2 separate regions of the Homo sapiens genome follow, and region 2 is linked to region 1. The links are chromatin contacts, found by Hi-C or POLR2A ChIA-PET in ENCODE. All regions are on one chromosome and are shown on one strand. The core of a region is the stretch at or near the end of the contact, and the rest is flanking DNA. Distances in the headings are between cores, read along the strand shown.

Region 1 (6,019 bases), core at 851-3,350:
CAGTGAGCCCAGTTCCAGGGGCCCTCTCGGCCACCCACCCACCCGCCGCCGCTGTGTCTGTGCCGCCAGAGATCTCCCTCTCATCAGCCCCTTTATCGCCCTGTACACAATCAGGGGAAGCTGGGAAGGCCGCTGGGGCTGAGGGCAGATGGAAAACAAAGAGAGAAAACAAAGGCACTGCTCCTAGGGGGCCAAAAGGCACCTGCCTCCTCCCCCAGGCCTGGCCTTGGCCACCCCAGTCCTCCAGGATCTGCCCCACCCCTCCAGAAGGATAGTCTCAGAACTCATGTAGGTCACCACTCTCAGGGGACCCTCAGGAAGTCACTCGTCTCCAGGCCACCTTTTCTTATCTGTAAAATGAGAGAATTGGACAACAGGCCATGTGACTTTTGGCAAACCTTCCCCCTCTCCCCACCCTCCAGGGTCTCCTTGGGGCAGGCCCAGCTCGTCTCTAGGACCCCCCAGCCTGTCCCAGGAAGTCAAGATGGTGCCCACTTCTGTCTGTGGCAAGGACCCCAGCCCTGCCTTGGGCAGGGTGAGGTAAACAGGAGGCCCCTGTTTCCTGCCGAGATCTTGGGGTGTGCTGGGTGCTCAGTGCATCTGTGTGGAATGAATGAATTATTTCATCAGAAGGGGGCCTACTCAGAGTCAGCCCTAGGTTGCTGCTGCTGTTGAAGCCTCTCAGGGAAGGAGACCCTTCTGGTCACTTGAGGGAGGTGGAGAGAAGTGGTGAAGGGCTGGCAATGGCATCCCTGCCAGGCTGTCTGGGTTCACATCTTGGTTGTGTGACCTTGGACTGGTTTCTTAACCTTCTGTTTCCTCATCTTTAAAAATTGGTTATAGTACTGACCTCATAGGTTGTGGTAAGATTAAGTGGATTAATTTACATAAAGTGCTTAGAACAGTACAGCTAAAGGTTAAATATCACTATCCATTTCATCACTCTTATTATGATTAGAGGGAGGCTTACAGGGAAGCACATGAAGATTAGGCATCCTGGCCTCTCCTGGGCACAGCCCTGGTGAAGGCTGGGAATTGCTGGGAGCTATAGAGTGTTCTAGGTGGGAGGGGCAGCAGTTTGCAAACAGGAACATTTCTATGTAAGTATTTCTGGTAAACTGTTAAACAGGGGCCTCATGAGAAAGGGGCATGGATTCCTAAGAATATAGGAATTTGTTGTGATTTCTTTTCTGATTCTAAATATATATTTGTAATGTTAAATAATTTTTAAAACAGGGCCTCCAAAATTGTATAAGCCTCAGGCCCTGCAACCTGAGCTGTTCCTGATTGTTTCTGTTATTGTGATTGTATTTCTGTGGCCCAGCCCTGTGCTGCCCACTTTGGTGGTCCTGACAGGATGGCCCAGCCTTGGGGTCCCAGGGACCTGTCTTCTCACCCTATGGACAGCGGTGTTATGTGCAGGCTGGCCTCTGAGCTGTAGTCTACACTTCACACCCCAGATGGAGGGAGCTCTGAGGGAGCAGACAAAGGAAAATGGGTACCTCAGGGAAGGTCTCTGAAGGAGTCTTCTCTGCATATGCAGGACACAGAGCCCTGTGCCCAGAGGCTTAGTGGCCAGCCCTGCTGCTCCTACTCACCCGGACTAGGTGTGGCAGGCCAGGCCCCTCTCCCTTCCCACTCCCCCTCGGTATGTGCCCTGGTGGACAGGCAGGGGCGGGTGGGGCCGTGGGAAGCAGGCTGCTGAGTTGGAACAGTCACCCCTACAGTGGTCGTTGAGTGGCTGGCTGTGCACCAAGCTTCAGGTTCCTGCCGGGTGCAGACCCAGAATGGTCCTTGCCCTCTGGGAGCTCTCCCGGTAACTGGGACCACAAGATTTGCACCTGGAAGGGCTAGGGGTGAGCAGGGGAAGGCTGTACTAGACCCATCTCTCTCCGAGAGGAGGCAGGAGAGCCCAGAGGTCGTGAGGGCTGGACCCTGGGGGAGGACCTCTGAGAGGACGGGCCCTCGGCTGGGGGGGGGGTGCTCCTAGGGTGGGCGCTGTGGGCCCTGGCGCCTCTGCCAGCAGCAGGGCCTCTCGGCCCGGGCTCTGACAGGGACATTTATAACTCACAGCTGTGCGGTCCTGGGCCCAACTGACTGTGGTAAACCGATCTGGCTTCAGGAAGTCCCGTCCCGAGGCCACTCCCCATCCCGACCCCCACACTCTCCTTCACCTCCTGACACCCACATCCTGTTCTCAGCGGGAGGGGCAGGCGGCGGGCACTGGGCCAGGGGCCCAGCCAGGGTCTCCAACCTGTGGGCAGAGTGGGAAAGGACAGAGAGCAGCAGTGAGGCCCCAGTGCTGCGGGGTGCCCACCATTGCCAGCCTCCTCTCAAAGCACACACAGGGAGGCAGAGGCCCAGAGGCAGTGCAAGGCCCCCAGGAGCCCACAGGGTCAGAGCGCCAAGAGCATAGGTTGTAGGGCTCAGGGGAATGTTCTGCGCCTCCAGATCTACCTAGAAAGGGGATTCGCCTTCTGGCCTCTGTGGACCCACTCCAGCCAAAAGGAGCCTGACCGGAGGGGCAGAGTGAACCAGAGGCCTCAGAGAATGCTGGGAAAGACGCCATTTTGGGCCCTGGGCCTTGGGCTGGCCCTCCTTTGGGACACCCCGTCCCCAAGATGCTTCGTGCCCATCCCACCTAGATCCTCCCAGCCTAGTTCAAGTGTGGGGCCAAAAATGGTCTTGCCCAGTGCTAGAAAGAGAGACAGTACTAAAGGCTGCAGCACACCATGGCTCTGACCCCTTACATCCCTTGGCCTGATACAATGACCAGTTCTTGGGCCCCATCAGCCAGCCCGCCCCTCCTCCATGCCTCTCCCTCTTCTTCTGCACAACGTTTGCCAAAGCTTGGCCCAGGTAAATCTGGTAGTCTACAGCAAGATTCTAGAATTAGATAGTACCCAACAGGACATACATTTTTGTTTTACTAGTTACAATTTATTAAAGAGTATCAGAAATATATAACTAGCCTATCAAATCAATTATTTCAAGGGCATGATTGCTTTGGACAAGGCCAGATTTATTGGAGCTTAAAAAAAAAGTGAGTGGAAGGTGAACATTAAATTAAGTCATCACACAGGTAGATCTCAGCTCAGACCAAGAATCCTAAAGAGCGTGGAGGAAGAGCTGAAGTTTGGGGAGCACAATCTAACTCATCACCAGGACTCTTTTCTGCTTTAAACTCTGCATCTGGGCCTCCTCTCCCAGTTATAAGCAAAACAGCCAGCCCTGAACCTTGTAGGAGGGGCAAGGGAGTGAGCTGGTTTTCCCGAGGTGCGTACACACATAAAATGGCTCCGAGTGTTGGTCAGGGATCTGGTGAGCAATTCATAATGAGGAAAGAATTCAGGCAGGGGTCACAGAGTGGCTTTGGAAGTGGCTGCCGGCCGGCCGTGTGAGATAATTCCCCGAAGCCAGGCACGGCGCAGAGAGGAGGCCACGGCAAGGGCTTTGTACACCCGGCTAAAAATACCCCCGACAGCTTCTCCCTGTCACCCTGCCTGGGGGCCGTACAGGAAAGTGATGCTGTTCTGCTTTTCCTACTAAGAAGAGAAAGACAACACAAAGTCCCCAGTCCTGGAAGAAACAAAACTTATATTTATATATTTTTCAAAATCCCACTAGGAGGAATTGGCTTGCTGGTTGGAGTGTGGCTGGGCGGGGAAGACACAGCCAGCTCTGATAAATCAGGCATCCCGGGGTGTGCTTAAGTGACCCAAGAGGCCGCTGAGATTAGCTTGGCGGCAGGGACAGAGGTGGGAGGGGAGTGGACGGCACACCGGCCTGCTCTCACACACGTCTCATCTCTCCCCTGTGTACCCAGGAGGAAGAGGAGGAGGCCCGTTGGCGTCGGACCAATGCTGCAAGGGGTGTGAGGAGAGGAGCCGCTGTTTTTCACTGAGCTGCCATACCCCGAAAGGTAACACCAGCCCCCGATGCCCAGGCCATACCATCACCTTTGCCTAAGCCTGGGCAGGGGCAAGCCCTAGCAGCCCAGAAGTGCTGTGGCTGGACCAGAGCTGAGGGTTTTCAGCTGCTTCTCACAGCCTTTCCTGGGCCTGGCTGCAGGGCCTCTCTATAACTCCTTGTGTGGTGCTCATACTGCCAGAAAAGGCTTCTGGGTGTCAGTTTGTCTGTCTCCAAAATGGGGCACTGGGCTCAGGTCCTGTACTTACCTCAGTTCTCAAGGATTCTGTGAGTCAGTTGTGTCTGATTTGGTTGAGCCATCTTAGCAGCCTGGCTCAGTTGGAACTCTAGGGCTGTAGCCAGGGGTCCCAGCCTTTGTGGATGCTGGATTCTAAGGCTACGAGGTCCACAGTGCCATGTGGGGCTTGAGAAGGGAGGATTTTCCAAAGCAGACCTGGCTGGAGATGTGCTTCACTGGGGATGTGGCTGTGGTCTCCTTTGTGGCAGCATTCAAAATTCCAAAGTTCTCCCTGTCAGCTCTGGGCAAGAATTATTATCTGCATTTTCAGACCACGAGAACAAGGCACAGGGAAGTTAATGGTGCCTGCCAGGGATCACACAGCTAGCTCTGGCCACGCCACAGCAGCTTGGCTTCATCCTATTTGCCATACCAGCTTCTATGCTTTTACTTCGACCGTACTGCACTCATCCTCTCAAGAGAAGTTCTGCTTTTGAGGCCAAGCAACCACTAGTCTGTATTGTGTGCCTGTGAGACCCATCCCTCCATCCATCCATCATCCATCCACTTACCTGTCCATCTCTCCATCCATCCCTCTTTCTTTTAGTCCTTCCACACTCATCCACCCATTCATCCCTCCACCACCTATCCGTCCTTCCATCCAACTACTTACCCACCCATTCCCCCCATCCACCCATCTATTTACTCTTTAATTCACTCATCAAATATTCATGGACTCTCACACCAGGCCAGGCCCGCATTAAGGGCTGGGGTTTTTGTTTTTGTTTTTGTTTTTTTGAGGCAGGGTCTCATTCTGTCACCCAGGTTGGAGTGCAGTGACACGAACATGATTCACTGCAGCCTCGACCTCCCAGGCTGAAGCGATTCTCCCACCTCAGCCTCCCGTGTAGCTGGGACTACAGGCATGCACCGCCACGCCCAGCTGATTTTTAAATTTTTGTGGAGACGGGGTCTCACTTCGTTGTCCGGGGGTGGGTTTTGAAGACAGAGCCAATTTAGCCCTGCCCTGAGAGGGTGTGGTGTGCAATGGAGTACGACTCAGATCCCAGAGCCAGACTGAGTTCCATAAGGCAGTGCTCAAAGCCTGTGTGGTGACCATGACGACACAGGGGACGAGGGAGAGGGGACGTGGCTGATTCTGCAGGCAGACATTCGGGGAGGAGGAGGCGGCATTGCTCATGCATTCATTCCCCAGGTGTTGACCGAGAAAGTCTGTCAGGAACTCTTTAAGTTCAGAGATATAGCAGGGAATAAAGCAGACAAAACTCCCTGCCCTTACGGCGCTTGTACTCTCGTGAGGAGGCATGGATGATAAATACCTAAAAAGTGAATAGGTCAGGTGACGCTAAGTTTTAAGAAGACAAATTTAGCCAGGTAGGAGCACAGAGTCTACAGTGTAAAGTACTCTTTCACTAGCCAAGGAAAGCTTTTTTTTTTGAGACAGGGTCTCACTCTGTCACTGTAACCTCGACCTCCCCAGCTGAAGTGATTCTCCCACCTCAGCCCCCTGAGTAGCTGGGACTACAGGCACACACCATCATGCCTGGCTAATTAGTGTACTTTTAGTAGAGATGGGGTTTTCCCATGTTGCCCAGGCTGGTCTCGAACTCCTGGACTTAAGTGATCCACCTGCCTCAGCCTCCCAAAGTTCTGGGATTACAGGTGTGAGCCACTCTGCCTGACCCAAGAAAGGCTTCTGTTAAGTTGGCCATTTAAGATAGCTGAATGCAGCCAGGGAGTCTGCAGGGATGTACTTGACCTGTTCAAAGAAATGCAAATAATCCAGTGTGGCTGGGAGGATGTCAGGATAGGGGGCGAAGTCAGAGAGATCATGGAGGACCCACTCCTGTA
Region 2 (6,143 bases), core at 783-3,282, 110 kb after region 1:
GGCCACAGAAATTGGGCTGAGGAGAGAAATCAGGCTGAGAGTCAGAAATCTGGCTGAGGAGTGAGTTGGGGTGAAAAGGCCGTGCCATCCTGAAGTCAGGGTGACCCCAGATGTTACGTGGGGGCTCCGGCTCCCCCAGTTATGGGGCTCTGGGCCTGAAGCTTATCTCCCATCTGCTATGGAGGAAAGGCCCTGTCCCAGGGGTTGCGTGGAAGGGTGACTCTTGGAGTCCACGTGGCTCCTAACAAGCCTTTCCCCTTTTTTTGTGTATAAGCCAGGCAGTGACTACCCTCCAACTAGCTGGATTCAAGTCCCCTTCTGAGCTATTTTTATCCTGAACTTCCTTAGTGAGAAACCACCAAACGGCGATGCTTTGGTGAGAATCTAGGTCTTTACCGGAAGCGCAGCCTGCACAGAGTTTACACCTCGCTACATAAGGCTGCCTCCACTGCCCTGCACAGCCCTCCCCTGGCTCAGAGCCCCTGTGCCTCTCTCATGCCTCTTGATTCTCATCACAGCCTGTGCGCTCAGGGACTTTTGAGCCCCAGTTTCAGATGGGAAAACTGATGTGCCCGAGATCATCCAGTTGGGGATGTAGGAGGCCAGGCCTGGCTCCAACAGGAGCAAGACCTTGATGCCAGTGGGCTCCCTGAAGGCAGGGACCACGTGTTTCTCATCACCGTATGCCCCAGTGCCAACTGTGGTGCCTGGCGGATGGTGGGTGCCCAGTGGCTGCTGAATGATGATGGCACGAGTGGAAGGCTGGTTGGGTGTGTTTTCCCCATTGGAGTTGGGACGGGGTCGGGGGGCAGAGGGATTGAAAGAGCACTTCCAGATCTCAGTCTGCATTGGTTGAGCACCCAGTCCATGCAGTCCCTGGGAACTCTGAGATGAGTCCCTAGTCTGGAGTCAGGCAGCTAGAGGGAGAAAGGTGCTTCCACAGAGGTTCTGCGGAAGTCCTGCCCGGGGCTTCCTGAATGTTGCCCCAGGGAGTAAGGAGTGACTGAGCTGGGTCTAAGATGACGCCATTCAGTACAGTAGCCACTGGCCACATGTGGCTGTTTGTGAATTTCAATTAATTAAAGGGATGAGTTAAGCTTATCCTTGGCACTAACCACATTCAAGCACTCAGTAGCCACCGAAGGCTGGTAGCCGCCTTGTTGGGCAGCTCAGACTCTAGAACATGTCCACCACAACAGGAAGCTCCATGGACGACAGACAGCGCTGTCCAGGAGGATAGACTTAAGACAGAGGTGCAGTGAGGACACTAGCTCAGAGCCCACAAGTGTAACAGTGCAGGCGAGTCTGTTAGATAAAGAGACCTCCTGTTTCTCTAGCATTTGTTTTGTGGCAGCCTGCTGCGGGGAAGGAGTAGACCAGCCAGGCATTCCCATTTAACACAGGAGAAAACTGAGGTTCACTTTTGCCCAAGGTCATCCAGCAAGAGGGTGGCATGAGTCCCAGGTCTCCAACCCCTTGGCCAGCACTCTGTCATCCAGCAGAGGTCAGCCAGGGGGCACGAGTGGGCAGCGGTCCCAGGAGCAGCCTCAGACCTCCCTGAGGGACAGTCTTGGTGCCAGTAGGCGTCAGTCCCTGTGAAGTCATCCATTGATCGGGCGGGAGCGCCAGCTCAGCCTCGGGTCCTCAGGAACAGAGAGTTCTGTGCTGGCAGAGCTGGAAGGAGCGGGCGCGAGGCTCTCTGGGCAAGGGAGGTGTTTACCTTGAGCGATGCGGCATGGGTCCCTCGGGAGAGGCTGGCTCCTCCATGGGGAAGGAACTCCTCAGTGGGGCCTGTGGCTGGGATCCTTAGCACCACCTCAGAGAGAGGGGTACAGGCCCGAACCCAGCAGGGAGAAGGATTTCGGGACCTTTGACTGGTACAGAGTGCACCTCACCCTTGCTCTTGCCCCGCCACACCGTGTCACAGAGCATCTGCTGGGCCTCCCTCGCCCTCCTTCCCCAAGCCTCGGCTGCAGGAGGAAACTCTCCCAGGGCCTGGCAGAGCAGCAGCTGCCTCACGAGGGAGCCTGCAAAGGGAAAAACAAGGCCTCCACCCTCGAAGCACTTCCAGCTTCCCAGGGAGCTCCCTGGCCAGACACCACAGGCAGGGAAGGAAGGCCAGCCCACTGGCCGGAGGGCCGAAGGGACTTCCTGCCCCAAGGTCACATGGCAGGAGAGGCCATGGATGGAGCCAATGCCCTCTCCCAGCCCACTGCAAATCCCAGTCTCCCAGTGGGAACGTGTGGTTTATGATTTCATTGTGCCTGCTGCCTGGTTTCCTGCTCCAGCCCTGAGGTGAGGGTTAGCTTCCTGTGGCCTTGTCCCTGTGTCCTGAGGTGCCCACTCCCCCAGCAGCAGGCCTTGCTGCCGCCTCCAGCTCCCATGGCCCTGACCTGACTGAAGTGGGAGGTCTGAAAATGCGGTGGCTTTCTGCAGGGACCCCCGCACACCAGAAAGAGGGTTCTTCAAGGCCCATCAGGGCAGCTTGAGGGATGCGAGGACCTTTGGCGACACTCTCAGGTTTCCAGTCCTCTAGAGGGAGAAAATGGTCAGGGGCGGGGCACTGATGAGGCCTTTCCGGGGAGCCCTTCCAGGACCCATAGTGAGTCCCTCGGGGAAGCTCACAGTGTCCTTGTTCCCCAGGATCTGATGGGCTGTGTGCCTTTCCAAACTGATGCACAGAGCTGGGAGCTACCCCCATCACCCAGAGTACTGGGCGTGAGGACCCCTGGGTGGGCCAAGCAGGCAGTCTGCTGTCCCCCTGCCTGGCCAGGCTCAGGAAGTATGACCCTTTTCCTCCCTCTCAGTAGCCCCAGCCATGGCCCTGACTTCTCCTTAGAGCCACCCTGGGGCTTCTCTAAGCCGCAGAGACCCTGCTGGGTTCCCCAACTGCTCCCACCCCCCGTAGGGTGAGGCCAGGCCTTAGAAGTGCCTGGCCTGGGGCAGTGGTGCTGCTTTGTGTGTACTGGGTGAATGGAGAACAGGGGATTTAGCCAGGACACTCACATTTTCTGAGACTGAGGCTCCCAAACCACCCTGGAGAGTTGTTGGGTCTGAGGGGAGGCCCGGCCCCTGTGATTTGGCTTGTAAAGCTCCCCAGATAATTCTGATGCTATTGGTAGAATCATGGCTCCCAACACTAGCCCTGAAGTGATTGTATCTGTAGTCTGGTGCCAAATTAGTGTGTGACCTTTGGCAAGTCACTTCCCCTCTGGGGGCCTGAGTGTCTCATCTCTGCCTCATCTTTATCTCATCTCTAAAAGGTAGACTCCACTCCAGGGCCTCAATACCAGCCCTGTGCCAGAGAGGTGGGGAGAGAGGAAAGTGAGAAAGAAGCTTGGGCCATGTCTTTGGGTGCCACCACCCGCATCTGGGTGTGCAGTGGGAAATATTAGGGTGCAGCACGGCAAGAGAGAATTAGATGAACAGAGGCCTATGCTCTACACCCCAAGAGCTATAGAAGGAAGAGGGGAAAATGGTGACTTTCAGGCTGGAGCGGCCTGAAACACTTCCCAGGTGAAACTTGATTTTGGAAATGGGCAGGATGAGAAAGGACTGTTGGGTGGGAGGACTAGTAGCTGCGAAGGCTTGGAAACCAGGAGAGGTATGGCGCTTGATGAGAAAGGAGGATGTCCCTCCAGATGGCAGGGGGGAGGTTAGCAGGAGCTCGAGGAGAGGTTGAGTGAGGCTGCTGCAACACCTTCAGGGCAGTGGGGAGCCATCAAAGGCTTTGGAGCCTCAGAGGCACTGGGACTCCTCCTGCTTCTAGGAGCAGGGCTGCTGCTGAGTAGCAGGCAGGAATCGGGCATAGAAGTTGGGAGTAGTGCGAGGTCGGCGTCCTGCTGTGGGAATGTCCCTGCCCCTGCTGACGCAATGGAAAGCCTCGTCTTGTTTCAGGGTTCCTGTTTTGTGGTTGCCCATGGTGGGGGGCGAGGGCAGCCAGCTCTGCCTTCTGAGGAGCTCCGGGAACTGGATGGAGCTTGTCCAGACCTCCCCACAACAGTCCTCTGCTCTCCTGGAAAAGAGAGGCAGTCCTGTTTGTGGAGTCTCTCCCTAGTCCCTCGGGGGATTCTAGCCAGGCCCAGGAGGCTTTAAATCAATGTGTGCATTTCCCTGGGGCTGGGACTGGAGTGGATGGGTGCCAGCGGGTAGTCTCTGGGCTTGCAGAGTTGGTCTCCCACCCTCCCAGGGCTCCAGTGTTGAATCCCTGCTCCCTGGGTCAGAGCCTGAGGCACTAGTGATTTACCAGCTCCCTGTCTGCCTCCCAAGAGCTTATGATCTGATGGGCAGCTTCACTGTGCGCAGAAGATTTAGCAAGGTCTGGTTCAACCCCTGTGTGTGGGAGGCCAGGACTGTGAAAAAATGGGGGGCATGTTTCAGAGAGGAAGGAAAAAGGAAGCCCAAGGAGCCCTTTTTCCTGCCTCTCACTTCTGCTGCTTCCAGGCCCAGCTCTAATGCCATGGCATGGCCCAGGAAGCTTTCCCTGGATCCCCACACCCAGCGTCCGGGGCCACTGTCTCCTTGCGGTCCTTAGCTCCTGTGCACATCCAGGATCCAGCGCTGTACATCAGTAGCTTCCTGTCATCCCTTGCCCACCTGGGTGTCAGCCCACTACACTGACTTGAAGGACAGGCGGTTCGTGACTTGCATCCACGCTGGGTGCTGCGTAAATGTCTGTCAGATGGCCAGCCCGGAGCATGAGGACATGGCGGCCCTGGTCACCCAGGCAGGAATTGAAAGGCTCGAGGTCTTGGCCCAGCTCTGGCTCCCCAGCTTGTCTGTGTGATGTGAGGGGTGCCTGCCTTTCTTGAGGTCCCTGCTTGTAAGGAGCAGCGTGGGATTTACTGTGCTGTCCAGTATAGCAGCCACACATGTATTTAAATGTACATTAGTAAAATTAAATGAAGTTTTCAGTTCCTCAGTCACAGTAGTCACATTTCACGGGCTAGTGGCTACCAGATTGGACAGTGCAGTGGTGGAATGTTCCCATCATGGTAGAAAGATCTGTTGGCAGTGCTGTGCCTGAAGTGGTCACTCTGTGGCCCGCGGGCCTACCCTGTTGGCAGCTCTGGTGACTGCTCCTCTCCCTTTCCCCCCAATGCACGAGGGACCTCCCTGCCCAACTACCCGGGGCTCTTAAAATGGGGCCACCCGGTGTCCTTCCCAAGCCAGTGTCAGACAGTAATTATGAAACCCACATCTGTCATTTACCAGGTGACTTTGAGTAAGTCACCAAGGTTCTCTGAGCCTCTGTTTCCTGATCAGTGCAGTAGAGCTACTTGTCCCTGCCTGGCAGGGTTGCAGTGGGGAGTAAATGAGATGGGGCTAAAAGGCGCTTAGGTTGGTATCTGGCCCATAGTAACGTCTCAGTAGCTGGCAGCTTTCATCACTGTCAGGTGGATTCATCCCCTCGCAGCATGGGCTTAGTTCCAAAACTGGCTGGGCATTAGGTTCCCCTCAAGTTCCTGAGCCCGAGACTGGGTTCTCTCCACCCAGCTCCACCACCAGCCCCCTTCTGTCTGAGCCTCAGTTTTCTCATCTGTACAGTACTCCTGCCTGTCCTTGCCCTGTGTTGCAGCTGGAGACCTTGCTGTGCCCTGTGGAGGGTGGTGCCATCTGGGGGCTTATCCCTCCTTCCAGCATGGCCACTGTAACAGGAGAGCCTGAGAAGGTCAGGGGACAGAGGGGCACAAGTGTGCTTGCCACTTGTCTGTCCCAGAGAGAAGCTGCCTGGCTGTCCCTCCGGCAGCCATCAGGGAGGTCCTAGCATGTGTCAGCTCTGGAGGAAGTAAGCGTGGCCGGCACCCACGTGCCCACTTTCATTTCCCTCTTGGGGAATGAGAGGTGAGAGTCTGCACCCTGGACTTCTGAAGCCCGCCAGTGATTTGCACAAGGACTTCTTCCTTGAGGTCTACCCATAGTTTGTCAGGGTCTGTGAGCCCCTGCATTTCTGGGCAGAGGGTCTGTGAGTCGAGCCATGTTGAGGTGGCCCTTGGGGTCCAGCCATCCTAGTGAGAGTGGGCTTGCAGAATAAGGACTGTGAGTCCAGCCTTGGCTTTCAGGTGCCCAAAGGGTGCCTGGAGAACCCCTCGCTGAGAGGAAATTCTGGGAGCTGGGGAAGGGTCCCAGGAGCCAACACACGG

What was found. A loop is a pair of places that touch in the nucleus more often than their neighbours do. ChIA-PET counts read pairs that join two places held with the same protein, here RNA polymerase II (POLR2A). Pooled maps may share reads with other maps.
Region 2: a map of OCI-LY7 shows a loop between it and region 1 (2.8-fold over the local background). The contact joins two enhancer-like sites. A Hi-C loop is called at or near these places in 1 of 168 maps with a recorded cell type or tissue (OCI-LY7), 3 of 37 single-sample maps with no recorded cell type and 10 of 50 pooled maps. POLR2A ChIA-PET finds 5 or more read pairs at or near these places in 6 of 52 experiments (GM10248, H1, OCI-LY7 and 3 more).

The regions. Positions count from the first base shown.
Region 1 is chr10:79,135,856-79,141,874 of GRCh38, forward strand. ZMIZ1 (zinc finger MIZ-type containing 1) reads left to right here. Exons shown (of 25, transcript NM_020338.4): 3 at 3,827-3,922. Among named protein-coding and RNA genes, the nearest start is that of ZMIZ1, 70 kb to the left of the region's middle. RefSeq lists an enhancer at 1,392-2,072, a cis regulatory region at 1,777-2,277 and a silencer at 1,863-2,022. Within about 2 kb of position 2,101, at least 19 of the 41 ENCODE cell types and tissues checked have a DNase peak (open chromatin) inside an H3K27ac peak, as active enhancers do; they include OCI-LY7, where a contact is called at or near this core.
Region 2 is chr10:79,244,725-79,250,867 of GRCh38, forward strand. All of the region lies in intron 7 of ZMIZ1 (zinc finger MIZ-type containing 1), which reads left to right. Among named protein-coding and RNA genes, the nearest start is that of PPIF, 100 kb to the right of the region's middle. RefSeq lists cis regulatory regions at 1-632, 6-506, 3,623-4,123, enhancers at 283-362, 1,193-1,272, 1,493-1,662, 1,673-1,722, 1,753-1,832 and 5 more and a silencer at 2,568-2,637. Within about 2 kb of position 2,033, at least 27 of the 41 ENCODE cell types and tissues checked have a DNase peak (open chromatin) inside an H3K27ac peak, as active enhancers do; they include OCI-LY7, where a contact is called at or near this core.